Regions from separate parts of the Homo sapiens genome. Here region 2 is linked to region 1. A link is an interaction called in ENCODE POLR2A ChIA-PET data of the cell type or tissue named here. Cell type or tissue: PC-3. All regions are shown on one strand. Links, peaks and the distances in the headings refer to the core of each region. The heading gives the core; the rest is flanking DNA. Region 1 overlaps UBE2E3 (ubiquitin conjugating enzyme E2 E3). Region 2 has its middle 8.5 kb from the start of EPCART.

The links. Peaks named below come from ENCODE experiments on the same cell type or tissue, not always from the same donor. Only the 100,000 strongest peaks of a DNase experiment are listed, where the experiment ranks them.
Region 2: POLR2A ChIA-PET joins it to region 1 with 5 read pairs; 3 of 35 experiments call an interaction of 5 or more read pairs at or near these places.

Annotation. Positions count from the first base shown.
Region 1 is chr2:180,998,502-181,002,912 of GRCh38, reverse strand. All of the region lies in intron 3 of UBE2E3 (ubiquitin conjugating enzyme E2 E3), which reads right to left. Among named protein-coding and RNA genes, the nearest start is that of UBE2E3-DT, 20 kb to the right of the region's middle. In PC-3, for the core only: no CTCF peak of the experiment used is centred there; no DNase peak of the experiment used is centred there.
Region 2 is chr2:180,131,494-180,135,904 of GRCh38, reverse strand. No RefSeq gene overlaps it. Among named protein-coding and RNA genes, the nearest start is that of EPCART, 8.5 kb to the right of the region's middle. In PC-3, for the core only: no CTCF peak of the experiment used is centred there; a DNase peak (open chromatin) is centred at 1,954; H3K27ac peaks cover 1,468 bases.

The sequences.
Region 1 (4,411 bases), core at 282-4,281:
TCTAGCCAAGAAAGGTTGTCCATCTTTTCACAAACTGGGGTGTGCCCCAGTTCTTGAAATCTATGCACAATAAAAAGAGGTAAGAGGGAACAAAAGATAATCGAAGATAAGTGAAAGAACACAGAGCAGCAATTGTAAATCTCTGCTAATACAGTAGCCACTAGCTACCTGTGGCTATTTTAAGTCCTTAAAAGGTGGTGTATATTTTAACACTACATTTCAAAAACACTGTACAAAAAAATTATGAAATATCTCATTAATTTTTATATTACATTAGTAATTTTTCATATTTGAGTTTAAAAATCTTAAAATTCATTTCCTTTGTTTTAAATTCTAATGTGGCTACTAGAAAACTGAAAATTACATACGTGGTATGCATTACATTTTTATTGGAAAGCACTGTTGTAAATCATGGCAATCAAATCTATGAATTTAGAGGGTTTTCTTCGTTCGTAATCATTCCTAAGTTTGTCTTCAAAAAAAGTATTGTGAATTGATAGGTATCTGCCAGCTTAAACATTCTCTATGTACTTTATCCTTCTATACTTTTTCATACAACCTCTTAGGATGCCTTACCTAACGCAGTGAGCAACAGAAAATAAACATTAATGAATAATATAGATTAAACATGAAACTAGATCAAAGGGCATTATATTGTTAATTGTGTACTAGTACTCTTATGCAGCCAACAAGTGATATGCATACATTTTCAGTAAAAAAAGAAATCCATTAAAACATTCCAGATGTGATCAGTAGGCCAGCCATAAAGTCAACCTCATCCCTACTATTTCATTTGCCAGCAAATGCTAGGTGTGGAAGGCCATATGTATTTCTAGCTAATGCCAACTAGGCTTCTATGATACTGTACTGTCTGCTGCTTGGGATATTCAAGCCCTTCAATCTCCATATGCAACAGCTGGAAAACTACAACTTCTTTGTAAACTTCCATTATTAAAGCAAAGACATGTACAAACACATTTCTTTTCGTCAACAAATACTTAATAGTAAAGACAGTCTTGCCATTTTAGATGATTAAAAAATAATAAAAATTTAAAATCCCCTCATCCATACTTGAAAACAGTATATTAACAGATATGAAAGGTGAACTGCATCCAGCTTGTTCTCTTTCTCTCCGCCCTCCCCAATTTGTTACCCAAGTCTCTATAACCACCACAACTGGTTATATGCTAATCTGTCACCTTCGAAATCCCAGCTCCTCTTTTCAATACCCTGTAAAGATTTCCTATGGCCTTTACATGTAAGAATCCTTACCTTCAGTTTTGACAGGGCTCTTAGGCCATTTCAGGCTCCTAATCTCCTTTATTTTTTTCTTCACTTTTCTGCCTATTCCTTCTCTTATGCTTAAGCAAACCTACTTATCTGGTGCTGTATCAATCCATCCCTTCTCCAAATTGTCTCTTTTGTTGTATTTCCACTTCTTGATGTCCCACCCTCTACATTCACAGTTGGGGGTGTGGGGGGTGGAGGACTTCTGGGACTCAAGGCAAAACATAATTGTATGTTTCTTTTCCCCAGCCATTTAAGAAGCTCGAAAATTCTACTTTCGAAATCCAAGCTCTCAACTTTCTGGAGGCTACTCTGTATTTCTCTCCCACCTCTCTTTCCTGATTAAGTGACATATTTTACCTCATTTCATTTCCTCACTCTAATTTACATTAAATGTAGTAACTCATGTTTCTAAAACACTAGAGCTTTAAAGGAACTCTGGAGTACAGAAAACCAAAAATTCTTAAGCATTCTTCTGAAGTAGTGGTTCAAAACTTTCAACAGGTTTCTGAAAGAGTCCAAGTAATGCAAATTGTCCCAAGTTGTTTCCAATTTTTGCCTCTTTAAGAGTCAGTGTGTCATATTCTCCATCTCATCACAGTAAATCTTAATATCTTCATTACTGATATGAGTTGATGATGCACAACATACATTATTTGTAATGTTGATGCAAATATTTTAAACACACATCAAATGCTAATGTGCTTAAAATTTTGTTCCTTTTCAAAGCACAAGAATTCTTACTTTACGTAACAGTTTCAATCAATGCCTTTACGATTTTGCTTATGAATTTAAAAAGTTACTCTCACTTTGGAAGCCCGAGGTGGTCGGATCACACGATCAGGAGATCGAGACCATCCTGGCTAACACGGTGAAACCCCATCTCTACTAAAAATACAAAAAATTAGTCAGGTGTGGTGGTGGGCGCCTGTAGTCCCAGCTACTCAGGAGGCTGAGGCAGGAGAATGGCGTGAACCCGGGAGACAGAGCTTGCAGTGAGCTGAGATCAAGCCACTGCACTGCAGCCTGGGCGACAGAGCGAGACTCTGTCTCAAAAAAAAAAAAAAAAGGTTATTCTTTAAGGTCTAATCCTGGCCACCACACTATACAACTCAGGGGATACCATTTATACTATACTTACTCTGTGCTGTGCTATGCTGAATACAGAGTACAGTATGAATGGTACCCCCTGGAGTTGTACAGTGTTAACATTTTAGATTCAACCAGTAATATATATGCCTATTTGCAAAGTTTTCCAATAGCTTAACCCTTTACAAAATGTAAGATTTTCATCCATCTTATGTTTAGATTATAGAAGTTGTGATTAACAGTTTTTTAAATCACTATTCATGTATCCCAATGTCACTTAATAATCTTAACCCCATGTTGTAGAAAGCTACTTTAATAGATTTTTTAAAGAGGTGTTTGTTTTATAATACAGTGAGTCTTATTCTGAACACCTAGTGAACAAAACTTTAAAACTATAAATATGTATGTATCTAATACATCTAGAAATTGGGTTAAATGCCAAGAACAAAAATTGCAAAAGGCAGCTGGAAACACAAAACAATCACCAAACTGTATTAATATTCTTTATTCTGTATCACTGATCATTGCTATTTGTGGGCCAGAACCACTTTCAAAAGTATATCTTGTTATTACAACTGGTTTTAATACTTCATTTTTCAAAATGTTCTTTCATAAACATGCCTGTTTATTTGTCCATATAACTGCTTTTTATATCATTATATGTAAAATATACCAGTTACATAATATCTAAAACACTTAAGAATGATGAAACAGGTATTATTCACATTTCTGAGAATCAGAGGAGATAACTTGCTCAAGCTTTTACAGTTACTCAATTGTAAAGCCAAGACTTGAACTTCCATTTGTCTAAGTCCAAAGCCCTTTATCTGAGTCATGTGGATGTCCTTGATGTACAACAAGGTCTGTTTTATATTTTGGTTTTCTTTTTTTTTGGGAGGGGTGGAGGGCGGGAGGGTGCCTATAATGAAAAAAAACAAAAAATAAGTATGGCAAGGATGTGGACAAATTGGAACCCTCATACGCCGCTGGGAAAGTAAAATGGTACAGCTTTTGTGAAAAGCAGTTCAATGTTTCCTCACAAAGACAGAGAAATTATCATATGACACAGCAATTCCACTCCTAGGAATATACAGTGAAGAAATAAAACCACGTATTCAAACAGATGTGTATTTGTGAATCCTTCACAGCAACACTATTCACAGTACCCAAAAGGTGGAAACAACCAAAAGGCTCACAACTGGTGAGGAGATAAACTATACCAAATGCTTTTTTTGGTATTGTGGTATTTCTTGAAATGTTCAGTTTTTCTTCTTTAGCCTACTGTGGAACGTCAGAGTACTAGGAACTGCCATTCTTTGCGGTCATGTAATACCCTTTGTGGAGGGGTATTATTCTCTTATCATAATAAATAAATTCGACCTTTTATAATTTTCATATTCTTGTTCATCAGTGAGATTAGATAACTGTCATTTAGCAGTACTGGTGTTATGTTTAGGGATTCATACTACATTTGCCTCAAAACAAGTTTGAGGTAGCTTCCCATCTTTTCTTATGCTCTAGAATAAAAGACACATGGGACATTTATACCACTTACACATTTAAAACATCTTATCTGCATATCTATAGAGAAAAGTAATTTAATAAACATTAAAAAGTATAAATTGAAAAAAGTTATTTTACAAACAACCTAGTTAATTATGGTTTTCAAATGAATCATCTGTTGATTATCTGAAGGAACTGCCGTTGACGATTTTTTTGTTTTACTCCTTTTTGGATAAAAACGTATCTGTTGCTTTGAGCTCCTCCAAAGTTGCATCTTATTACGTTCTGATTTACTTCTACTTTCAGCTGTTTGCACCACAATTTGATGCTTTCTCATTAAGTCTTTAACTATAGACATGCTCACGCACAGGGCCTTAATATTCTTGTATAGACTTCCCCCGCCCCCACATTATTACCAATGGTGATTTTGCATGATGACATAGGTAAATTATAGGGGGTGCTTAGATTAAGAAATGACTAGCAACTAAAATCAAGTAGGAAACATGATCTTAATTGTTCTTCCATAGCATCA
Region 2 (4,411 bases), core at 322-4,321, 870 kb after region 1:
TATTATCAAATGAGATTGTAACATCTAGTAACATTTTAGAGTTAATTGTGCATATTTTTTTTTCTTTTTTAAAGAAGAGACCTATATTTTCTAACCTTTCTAATTCCTTCGGATCAGAAATCCTCAAAGAACCCTGAAAACACATCTGGGAATTTTGCTGATTTTATTCTTTGGGGAACTACATACAAATTTTCACTACAGTAAGAATCTCTCTCTTTTTAAAATAGTTCCCAATCTCTTACAGAATACTTTTTACTTTAACATTAATATATCCTTTAAAAATTTACTTGGTGAGCCAGGCACAGTGGCCCACACCTGTAATCTCAGCACTTTGGGAGGCTGAGGCTGGCGGATTGCTTGAGCTCAGGAGTTTGAGACAAGCCTGGGCAACATGGAGAAACCCTGTTTCTACAAAACAAAACAAAAATTAGCAGGGTGTGGCAGCACATGCTTGTAGTACCAGCTACTCGGGAGGCTTAGTTGGGAGGATGGCTCGAACCTGGGATGTTGAGGCTGCAGTGAGCAGCCTGCTGAAGTCTTGTCAAGAAGTACATTCAATGAGTATTTATTGAGCACTTTTTCTGTGCCCAACACATGGCAAGGCAACCAGAATATTAATATAACACCATCCAGCCTACACCTGAGAAGCTCACACCTTTATCCCAGTCCATTTGTGTGTATTGCCTATTCATATGCAGCATAGTCAGTCATTTATTTAACAGGTACCAATGACATAGTAACAAGTGCCAGGAACTGTGCTGGTTCAGAGTTAGAAATATAAATACAACATACATTCAGTCTTCTAGGTACTCACAGACTAGTAGGAGAAAGAGAGAGTACCTAATGGGAAATCTCTGTGAAAAATGCTTAAGGGAAATACATCAAAGGCACTGTAGTAGCAAAGGTAATTAGCTTTATCCAGGTGCATCAAGGAAATCCACACAACCATTGGGCATGCTCAAAGCAATACTGCTAGATACACAAAGAGAGTCCTTAGTTTTCTCATGTATATAGACAGCAAGCTTCTTACCAATATGTCTCAATTTATCCTAAAAGAATACCACGCTCAGACCACCACCAAATGGCTCTGTCTCTGGGCACGGTTACCACTTGGCATCTGCTGAGATGTACAGTGAGGGTATTAATTACTGCTCGCTGTGTGATAAATGTGGTTGATAGTTCTTGATGAGGTCAGTGTTTTGTGGATCTTGGATTAATGACTCCAATTTGACAGACAGCAAGCCACTAAATGGTTACCAGGTGGCAAAAATATTGTGTTACCCTAGGTAGAACCGAAGAGAGTAATATAGCTATGAAATCACCTCATAGTAGGATTAATTACTTGTAAGCATATTTTTCCAAATAATCTTAAGCAGAAAGTCTAAGTTTTTCTATTTTTATATTTAGAAAACAAACTAATTCTTAGTGGACTCAACCAAAAATCAAAGAAATTATTCAGACATAAAATACAGATTTAAAGTCACTGAAGCATGATGAAGGATATCAACTTCAGAGTGCACAGCAAATATCTAGCCTTTGGAAAGAAAGGGCCACATACATGTTAAGTAATTTAACTTTACCACTTACATATTTAACTGTTTAAATAGCCTAAGTACATTTATGATAAGACATTTAGCAGAAGACATTTCCTCAGCTTCTTCAGAAAAAATCCTACTAGTATATTATCTTAAAGTACTCACCAAAAAAAAAAAAAAATACAACAGAGATATATTTGTTTCCTGTCTAGTGAAAACAGCAAAAATCTCAACATATGGCTCTCTTACCTCCTCATGAGGCCATGAGCTTATTGAGGAGGAAGCCATTTGTCAATTATGCTTATACTCTCAGAACATAGCATAGGGTCCAATATATGGGTAAATAATTTTGTTGAGTCATTTAACAACCAAATCTGGACGATGGAGATTGAGCCTTGGCACACATTCCATCATGTGTATAGGACCTCCACCCCTCATGAGTCAATCTGCAGAGAGGCAAACAGTGCCAGTCACTGTGCACACAGACACAGTATGTGAGGGTACAGTAAAAACAGAAATACAGAATTTAGAGTCACTTTCCTTAAGGAGCTTAATATAGTTCTTGAAGAAGGGTGGTTGTTAGTGGGCATGACTATTTTGTGTCCCAAGGACTAGAACATTGCAACCCAAAATTCTTTGTACAAGTTTTAATCTAAAATGCAGGTCTAACCTATGGCCTCTCCACTTATGCACCTTGTATTGTCATAGAAAACTGCTAATGTAACAATAAAACCTGATGTTATTTGCCAGTGATGATTTTAAATGGTCAATCATGCCATTTCTTGGCTAAAAACCTCTACTAACTCTCCCATTTTTCTTAGGGTAAAAAGCCAATGCTCGCCTAAAATCTAACTTCCCTTTACTTTCCTTCTTCACCTTGAGCACTAGCAGTCCTCTTCCATCTCAGCTTTTGCATGGCGCTTCCTATTCTCTTGTCCCAGAACCTTCTTCTCACAACCTTTCTATGTTCAAGTCTTTGCCCACAGGTTACTTTCTCAACGAAGTTTAGCCCACATACCCTGTTTACGATTGGAACTGAAAGGAATTAGTATATGCTACCCAAAAATATGCCATAAGAATTATTTTGAACTGAAGACAATTGAGAAACAGCACATAGAGGAAGGGCTTTCTGTCCTACTTTTTTTTTTTTTTTTTTTTTGTCTAAAAGCAGGAAATACATTTTCCTTTGTAAAATGTCCTTCTTCCCCTTTTTCATGAAGAGAAGATTCATTACTAGAGATGGCACCAACTTGAGTCCACATAACAAACCTTACTAAATAACCCTTATCTCCTCCTTATATTTACCTTCTCACAATTTACTCCCCCTACTAGCCCACACCTTCCCTTTCCTTCATCTAGTCACTTCTCCACAATTTATCATCCTATGTTGAGATGTTATATAAGCCCCAAGTTTTAACCATCCCATTAAAGTTACTCCTCACTGAGCTCTCCCACATGTATGTGCATTGCATACATAAATAACCTGGGTTTTTTTTTCCTCCTGGCAATCTATCTTTTATCAGTTTAATTTGCAGACCCCAGGTCCTGAACCTAAAAGATGGTAAGGAAAAATATTTCTTTCCAACAGAACCTTTTTCACCTAGAGTTTTCTATCCTTCTTATTGTGTTTTATTTTCTGTACGGCACTTATAATGCTCTAACATACTTCATGTGTTTAGGATTGACTTCCCTCTTCCAGAAAGTAAGCTCCATGAGGACAGGGATTTTTATCTCTTTTGTTCTCTGATGTATCCTCAGTGCCTTAAGGAGTGCCTGACACATAGAATGCATTGTTGAATTAGTCAATAATCAATCAATTATAACCACCATGACCTTTGCACATGAGCACTACACATAAAGAGCTGATAGAGATTATTAGGAAATTAGAGTTTAATTTCTTATTGGGGTGGAAGAGTAACAAATCATGAAGAAGTCACACTAGAAATGTACCCTTCTCAACATTTATCATAAAATATTTTTATAAGCATCAAAAAAACTTATTAACAAGAAAAACAATTCGGAATAAATTGTTATTTTGAAAGCAATTTTAGAGTTTTTGGAATAATGGAAAATGCCTATGCACACTACAAGGAAATTTACCAGCAAACACAGACTTTGGTTCAGTCTTCATCATATATATTTTTAAAAGCATCAGGTAGCCTACCCTTACAGAGAAATTTGCTCTCCAATTATACACATATATAAATGATTGCTATGTGAATATGATGTTTCAGTCACTATCCCAACTCTATATTAAGTGACTAGCCCAAAGTCACCTACAAAATTGCTTTTATATACCCAACACATGGCTGTAAAACCCTATATGTGAGATATTTTCTTATTTTCATAATCAATTTTAATGTTTTATGATTATTTTTTAAAATGTCCTCCAGGAATAGAGCAAGTAACTTGAGAACCTTGATCAAAATAAATTCGATTAGAGCCAGAAGTGAACAATTTCCTGAGCAGCATGTCTAGATTGTTTCTAAACTATGATGAATTTCCACTATATATTGTTTTCTATTTTATTATATTCAAAATATGTTGAGCTTTTAGTGTGTAAAAATGGCTCAAGAATCTTGACTGTACAAGTAACCATAAAATAAGAACTGTTTTCTAATCTTGGAAACATAAATTGTTGAATCACTATTAAATCCAAATTTAATTTAGTTATATTTCATTTAAATCGATAACATTATTGATTGCATGATATATCATTACTCTATGTATCACTAAGAAAGAATAAAACACTGAAAATTGTAAATGTAAGATGTCTTTGATTCTAATACGCATTCCGATTTCAGAGATTTTAAAATGGGGAAAACGTCTATCTGAATCAATGAGTCATTTTCTAATATTTAGGGTATTTATAACCA